2 separate regions of the Homo sapiens genome follow, and region 1 is linked to region 2. A link is a contact called in ENCODE Hi-C or POLR2A ChIA-PET data. All regions are on one chromosome and are shown on one strand. Each heading gives the region's core, a stretch centred on a gene start or an enhancer-like site at or near the end of the contact. The rest is flanking DNA. Distances are from core to core; before and after follow the strand shown.

What was found. Hi-C counts contacts between places; a loop is a spot of excess contacts on that map. ChIA-PET counts read pairs that join two places held with the same protein, here RNA polymerase II (POLR2A). Pooled maps may share reads with other maps.
Region 1: a pooled map shows a loop between it and region 2 (20-fold over the local background). The contact joins the promoter of PTTG1IP here to the promoter of LRRC3 in region 2. A Hi-C loop is called at or near these places in 9 of 50 pooled maps. POLR2A ChIA-PET finds 5 or more read pairs at or near these places in 3 of 52 experiments (HepG2, WTC11 and activated CD4-positive, alpha-beta T cell).

The regions. Positions count from the first base shown.
Region 1 is chr21:44,872,121-44,876,013 of GRCh38, reverse strand. PTTG1IP (PTTG1 interacting protein) reads left to right here and starts at 2,324. Exons shown (of 6, transcript NM_004339.4): 1 at 2,324-2,512. The coding sequence starts at 2,398. RefSeq lists enhancers at 1,367-2,044, 2,202-2,702, 2,703-3,203 and a silencer at 1,961-2,610.
Region 2 is chr21:44,453,202-44,456,857 of GRCh38, reverse strand. LRRC3 (leucine rich repeat containing 3) reads right to left here and starts at 1,348. Exons shown (of 2, transcript NM_030891.6): 1 at 1,203-1,348; 2 at 1-360. The coding sequence starts at 213. It overlaps LRRC3-DT (LRRC3 divergent transcript), which reads left to right and starts at 1,574. Exons shown (of 4, transcript NR_047476.1): 1 at 1,574-1,614; 2 at 1,806-1,881. RefSeq lists silencers at 990-1,419, 1,508-1,687 and an enhancer at 1,851-2,351.

The DNA of each region.
Region 1 (3,893 bases), core at 1,075-3,574, 420 kb before region 2:
CCATAACTCATGAACTAGGGCACATAGTTGTCCCCTATGAGAGACACTGGCTGTTTGAGCAATGGCCCCAAAACAGGAGGAGGAGGAGGAAGAAAGGTGGGTCTGGGCGAGGTAATTCAGACAACAAAGGATAAAGAGAAGGAGCTGAGGGAGGAGGGGGAGAAATTTCAGTAGTCTTTTTTAAATTCAGAAATTATTTTAGATAATTTTTGTTTTTCTCTCATAAATACCTTTATTAGAACTTCTTTTGGATGCTTCCAACTACCATAAAAAATAACTCTCCCAAAGATTCCGTTTTATCCTAGAGCCAGCGTTTTCCAATTGAGCAAACAAGTAAATTACCTTGGTGTTCCAATGGTACCCGGCTTTGGTCACTGAAATGTTTTTTCTCAAGTTACGTGAGACCATTTTTCTAAATATAACGAGAGGTGGCACCATAAGCACTGCACAGGAAACCAGCTGGAGTTTCCAAAGATGGGTCCTCCCTGAAGGAGAAAGACTTGTTTTGGATGGACGATTGCCTATGAGTTCTCTTAAGTGACAAAAGACTGTAAGGGAAAATCTGGTTACTCAAGAAGAAAGTTTAGACATGTCAAATTGAACTCAGCTCCAGAGCCTGGCCAGTTTTAAGGATTACAAATTTTGCTTAAGCCACGATTCGCTGCTTCTTTTCAAAGAGAAACTGCTTTCCCCTTCTCCAAATCTGAAGGACAAAAAAGGTTGCAAACTTTAGCAAGACGAACAAAACCTTAACCTCGAAGGATAGTGTTAACCACACACCTGCAAACAGCTGACTCTTTGGAGAAATAACAAACGAAACTCTTGCCTTAAAACCAAGCCTCAACTCCAGCCCTATCAGGTGTGGACCTGGGTAGGCGGAACAGAGTCTGAACCTCAGCCCTGGGAGGCTGCCAGAGACCCCGGCCAGGTTCCCAGGCGGTCCGGTGAACCAAGGCCGCTCCGCGGGTGCCAGCGCTCCGAGTGCCAGAGAAGTGGCTCGGATCACAAGAGGCTGGCTTCGGAGCCATCTGCAGGCGCCCAAATCCCAACCTAAAATCACCACAGGGTCAGAATCTAATGTAAGGGGGGGTTATTCAAAGGCAGTTGGAGGCTGGCCCACCCGGAAACACCGGCTCCAGAGGAATGGAGTCCGCCCTCGGAAGCGGGGAGGGGAAGGGTGCCCTCGGGCAGGCAGAGGCGGAGGCTTTTAGCAGGACCGCGGCGTCCTTCCTACGAGGTGGGCGCAGTCCTCGCGTTTGATGGACGACGGGCAGTGCCTGCTTCAGGGAAGGGTGCGGCAGTCACGGTTTCCCGTCTTCTGGTCTAAGCAGTGCAGAAAACAGGGAAGTTCATCTACAAGGGTCATGAACTAAGAAGGCAGGAGGTTTCTGTCCCCGGCACCGGCGAATCCCGGACCCGAGAAAGGAGCTACGGGCGCACAGAAGCGGGCGGCCCCGGCTCTCGCGGGGCTTAAAGCGCGCAGTGTGTTCGGGTTCACACCTCTAAATGTATTTTTGCCATTTCTTAAGTAGCCTTAAAAATGTCCGTCACTATTTAGTCCTTTTATCAACCGAGGGGCCCGGAAGGCCGCAGCGAGGGCGTCGGCGAGAAGCCATGGAGGAGAAACGGCGCTTCTCTCGGGAGTTTAGGTGGCAGCTTCAGCAGCACACGTTTCAGCCCATTCTGGGGCCGTTTCTAGTGTGGTTAACGTACAAAAATAAACAAATCCCCTAAAAGTCCCACGCGGACATCGGCGGGAGCCCAGGGCCGGACGCCGCGGTGTGGAGCGAGGGCGCCGGCGCGGACTATGAGGGCCCACCGCGCCTCGTCCAGGGCTCACTTAAGAGCAGCGTGAGCAGCGCTTGGGACCGCCGTCCGGGACGCCCGCAGCCCTTTAGGATGGAGGCCACCGTGACCTCCGCCACCGAAGCACCGCGCTCCCCTAGTCCCCTCAGCCGGTCGCCGTTCCCCGCCGCGCAGGCGCAGGAGCCGCGGCGAGCCCCTCGGTCACGCCTCGCCCCTCGGTCACGCCTCGCCCCTCGGTCACGCCTCGCCCCTCGGTCACGCCTCGCCCCTCGGTCACGCCTCGCCCCTCGGTCACGCCTCGCCCATCCGCGCCGCGCAGGCGCACTGAGCCTCAGCCGCTCTCCTCGCTACCAGGCTCCTTTCCTCTATCGCGCAGGCGCACTGAACCTCAGCCGCGCCGGGAGGCGAGCCCGTTGGCGAGGGGCGGGGCAGATGGCGAGGGAGCGGGGCGAGCTGCTTTTTGAGGCTGCGCACTCGCATGGCCCCACCTCGCAGGTCCACTTCCGGCGCCGCGGCTGTTCCGGGCGGAGACCGCTTGTGCTGGAGTCGGAGTTGTAACGCTCCACTGACTGATAGAGCGACCGGCCGACCATGGCGCCCGGAGTGGCCCGCGGGCCGACGCCGTACTGGAGGTTGCGCCTCGGTGGCGCCGCGCTGCTCCTGCTGCTCATCCCGGTGGCCGCCGCGCAGGAGCCTCCCGGAGCTGGTGAGGGCGCCGGGGCGGGCGGGGCCGCGAAGGGGGCGGGGCGGCTGGTGGGTCCAGGTCGGGGTCGGGGTCGGGGTTTCGGCCAGGGCGCTGGGCTCGGCGGGCGGCCTGGGCCCACGGTCGCAGGCAGCGCCCCGACGGAGGCTCCTCGAGGGTCACGCCCGTTTGGCGGCCGCGGGAGCTGCCGTCGCGGCTGGGGCGCGGGCAGGGGAAGAGCCGTCTTTGTCTTTGTCTTTGTTTTGTCCAGTCGCTGCGGCCGCTCCTCGCGCGTGGCCTCGGGTTGGCCCTCGCCCGGCAGGCGGGACGCTTGGCACCTGCGGCCTCCCTTAGCCTCACTGCGACCCCAAACAGCACTCCTCGGGTTCGATCCCGAGCCGGGAAGCCGGCTCACGACGTGTTCGAGGTCGCACAGCTGGTCGGGGGCAGGCCGGGATGGCGGCCGCAGGCCCCTGCAGGGTGATGGGGCCGCGGCCGGTGTGTCTCTACAGCCGCCGGCGTTCACGCCGCCACTCCCTCCCGGCCGCAGTTCCACGCACAGCAGCGAACGCTCGCACTTATGCCTTAGAAAGGAAGGCGTCCCCAAAGCCAGGCTGTAGCATCTGATTTTGAAGCAAGCTGATTGCGGTTCTACGCTGTCCAGACGCGCAGGTGGCATTCTTCATCGTTTATCCCGTCTGCACCAGGCCCTGCGGCCACAGTGGTGACCGACAGCCAGAGCTCCTATCCAAGAGGAGCTGAGTCCCCGGGAGGCTGACCAAGAAAGAAGCAGTGAGGGCGCGGGGGCTGGGGGAGGAAAGTGCATGACAGGAGACTCAGAGTTCCAGAAACCGGCAGTGTTTATAGAGGGTGGCTTCCTGTGGGGCTGGGCCTCCAGGGCCTGGTGGGCTGCGGGAAAATCCAGCAGGTTCTAAGCTGGAGAGTGTCATGGTTGGACCTGTTTCACAATGTCATGCTGGCTTCCGTGTGTGGAGTTTCCAGGTGACCACTAGTGGTGGGGAATAGTGCCACCTTAACTTCAGTTTCCTGACCCTTACAATTAGGGTTGACCTGGGCCCAGCTTGAGGGGCTAATACTTTTCTCAGCTCTTGTTAGCCCAGGCTCTGTCAGTGTCTGTTTAGCATAGTAGAGCACCTTTTCTTTTTGTGACCTTATGGAATGTTTATTCCGATGCAGGATTATTTGTGTTTCTTCTTACCTGCCTCCAAGTGTGCTTAGGGTTTGTGACGTTAGCAATGCAGCTGCCTTGAAGTTTGTTAGTCAAGGAGGCCAGTGGGACTGTACTGGGAACTTTTGGCCCAGATTGAGTTCTAAGCGCAAATGTGCAGTGAATACGTTTCCACAAACAGAATGGGCGTCTGCAGGCAGAGTGTGTGATTCACTG
Region 2 (3,656 bases), core at 99-2,598:
GAGCTTCAGGAGCACGGTGTTGGCCGGGATGTCCTCGGGGACCTCCTGAAGGCCCCGCAAGCTGCAGAAGACAGCCACAGCCCCTGCGTGGTCAGGGCACCGGCAGGGCTGTGGGCAGGCGGCGCCCAGGTGCAGGCAGAAGAGGAGGAAGAGACAAGACTCCCGGGTGGAGACCAGCAGGAGCGAGGGGCGAGGTGGGCGCACGGTGCCCATCCTGACCTGACCTGGGGACGGGGACACGCGAGCCTCTGCTAGGGCCTGGGGATGGAGCTGGTTTCCGCAGGCAAGGCCTTATCCAACCAGACATGAAACCGCCATCCTGCCCCGCTGGGAGAAGCAGTGCAGTCCACTCTGGCAGCTCTGAAAGGGAAGACGCAGGAGGGAGCGGAGAGGGAGGGAGGGTGGTCAGCACTGCCGGCTGCGGTCACCTGGGAAACGCGTCCACTGGTGGGGAGGGTGTTGAGGGCCCACTGAAGGGTCTGGGGTGGGGAGCACGCCTCCTTAAACAGCTCTGCCTGTAACTTACTTCTGGAGACTCCCAATGCGCCCGGGAGGAGCGTCCCACAAGTGCAGGGAGCTGGCACTGCCAGGGGGCTCCGCATGGCCCAGTGGGTGGTCACTGCGGCCACCCCTGGCCACCTACAGCACCGCTGGGGACCAAAGGCCGGGCGGCGGAGTGGCGGCGGCTTGGACCACCCAGCCCCTCCCTCCTCAGGGTGGACGCCAGGAGGACGGTGACGGCTGCAGCTTCTCCCGAACCTGGAGCGCGGGTCAAGCTGGGCACGTGGCCGGGCACCAGCGGGCGCTCGCGCGCCAGGGGCTACTCCAGCAGCCAACGCCTGGCTGACTCCGACAACCCCTAAAAACTGTCATAACCCAGCAAGCCCTTCCCTGCCAGCCCTAAAGGAGCCGCGGCTCGCACCGGGCACAGAACCGCGCCTTTTCTTTCAACTGCCTGAAGAAGGAAACCGAGAAAACAGAGAAGCCAAGCCCTGTGCGCGCGGCCCGCGCTGGGCGTGGACGGCGGGGCCGCGCGCGGAGCCGGCCGGGAGAGGCTCGGACCCCCAGGACCTCCAGCCTTTAGACCCTCCGGCCCTAGGACCCCCGGAACCTGGGACCCCCGAGACCCCAGCACTCGCGGCGGGGGGATGGTCATGGGGTGGGTGGGAATCCACGCTCCCAGGGCTGGGCGGGGGCTTTACCTGCGCGGCGGCGGCCGGAGGCTGCTCTGCGCGCCGCTCCCGGGCCTCTCGGAGCCCGCCAGACCCAGCTCCACGCCTGGCGCGGCGGCCACCCCGCTGCCCCTGCGACCGCGCCCGCGACCACTAGCTGGGGAGGCCGCGACTCCGGCCTGCGCGGGCGAGGGGCGGGGTGGGGCGGGGCCTGGAGGGGGCGGGGCGAAAGGCGGAGACAGGCTGTGTCGATTCCCCGCGGGGGCGGGGAAGGGGCGGGGCATGTAAGGAGACCGGAACGGGATTTGTGGTTAGGCGGGGGCGGGGCTTGAGGGCGGGTTCTGCGGCAGGGCGGGGCCTGGAAGAGATGGGGGAGGGGCATGGGAGGGGCATGGGAGGGGCCGGTGGTGCGGCTTTAGATGGAGCTGGTACTAAGACCCAGGTCGCAGGGGCTGTGGGCGGGTTGTGGGAGTAATTGTGGCATGCTGGGGGCGTGGTTGTGGGGCTGAGGACGAGGTGGTGGGGGCTGAGGGCGTGGTTATGGGTGGGGGCGGGGTCTGCGCGCCGGGAGGGGCTGTGGGTCCAGCCCCTGCCCCTCACTCTGGGCAAATCCCCTCTTCCCTCTGGCATCAGGACTTCTGGGGCTTGAAGACCCTGGGTCTGCGGGAAGCCCCTGCTGAGCGTCCCTCGCCTACCCCGTGGCCAGTGGGTGAGTAGGGCTAGATCTCCGCCCATCTAGGTCCCCTTCTGCTCCAGCTCCAGCGTCTGACATCCCAAGGAAGGAACGCAGGGTGGGGGCATTTGAGCCGGACCTGAGCCATCCTCATGGTTTTCAAAAAGTAGCCTTATTGTGGTGTAATTGACAGACGGTAAGCCACATATTTCAATTTGGTACGTTTTAACACTCGGATACTCCTGTGAAACCATCACCACAATCAGCATAGTGAACACCCCGGGTTCCCTCTTGGTCATCTCTCCCTGCCCTCCCTCATCCCCAGGCAAGCACTGATCTGCATTCTGTCACTACTGATTACTTTGCATTTCCTATGATTTGCACAAATGGAATCATATAATATGTACTTTTTGTGTAGCTTCTTTCACTCAGCACAATTATTTTTGAGATTTGCCTGCGTCATTTGGTTTGTCAATGCGTATTTCTTTTACAGCTGCATGGTACTCCAGTGTATGAATGTACCACAGTTTGTGTCCATTCACCTGCTGGTGGGCATTTGGGTTGTTTCTGGTGTTGGCTCTTACAGATAAAGCTGATCCGAACATTGTGCACAAGTCTTTGGATGAATGCTTTTCTTTCTCTTGAATAGATGTCTAGGAGTGGAGTGGCTGGATGCCACGGTAGCCATATGTGAAACTTTTTAAGAAACTGCCAAAGCGATTGTATGGTTTTACATTCCACATCCTCCCCAGCACTTGGTATGGTTTGTCTTTTTAATTTCAAATACTCTAATAGGTGTGTGGTGATAGATGGAACTGTGGTTTTAATTTGCGTTTCCCTGTTGGCCAATGATGTTGAGCATCATTTCATCTGTTTATTCTCCATCTCCTGTAGTAAGCGTTGAGTTCAAATCTTTTACTCACTTTTAATTGGGTTGTTTATTTTCTTATTATTGAGTTTGGGAGTTTGTTGCATATTCTGGATACAAGTCCTTTATCAGATATGTGATCTGTAAATGCTTTCTCCAAGCCTTTGGATTGTGTGTTCATTCTCTTAACAGTTTTTCAAAGAGCAGAATTTTTTAATTTTGAGGAAATCCAATTTATGTTTTTCTTTTATGGATCCTGCTTTTGGTGTCATATATAAGAAATCTTTGCCTCACCCAAAGTCACAAGGGTTTTAGAGTTTTAAAGGTTTGCATTTGGGTCTATTACCTATTTTAAGTTTATTTGGGTTTATAGTATGAGATATGATTCAATGTTTATTTTTTGTGTATGTGGATAATCAGTTTTTTCCAGACTGTTGAAAAGACTATCCTTTCTCTTGTTTGCTGAGAGTCTTTTTAATCAGGAATGAAAGTTGGATTTTGTTTTTTCTGCATCTATTGAGAATCTTTTTGCGTGATGATCTATTAATATGATAGAGTATAATGATTGATTTTAAAGTGTTAAATCAATCTTGTGTTCTTGGGATAAAGCCCACGTGGTCATGATGTATTATCATTTTTATATGTGGTTGAATTATTTAATGGATATACAACTGCTGAGTTTATTTTATTCTTGACTGAATGTATGTAGTTTGTATCGCTCAAGAAATTGCCCATCGCATATAAGTTGTTGAATTTATTAGCATAAAGTTGTTCATAATATTCCTTTATCCTTTCAACATCTGTGAAGTATGAGGTGATGTCATCTTTCTCATTTCTGATACTGGCAATTGTGGCTTTTTTTTTAACTGAACAATCAGATAGCAGTTTATCAATTGTATTGATCTTCTCAAAGAAATAGCTTTTTGGTTTCGTTGATGCACTT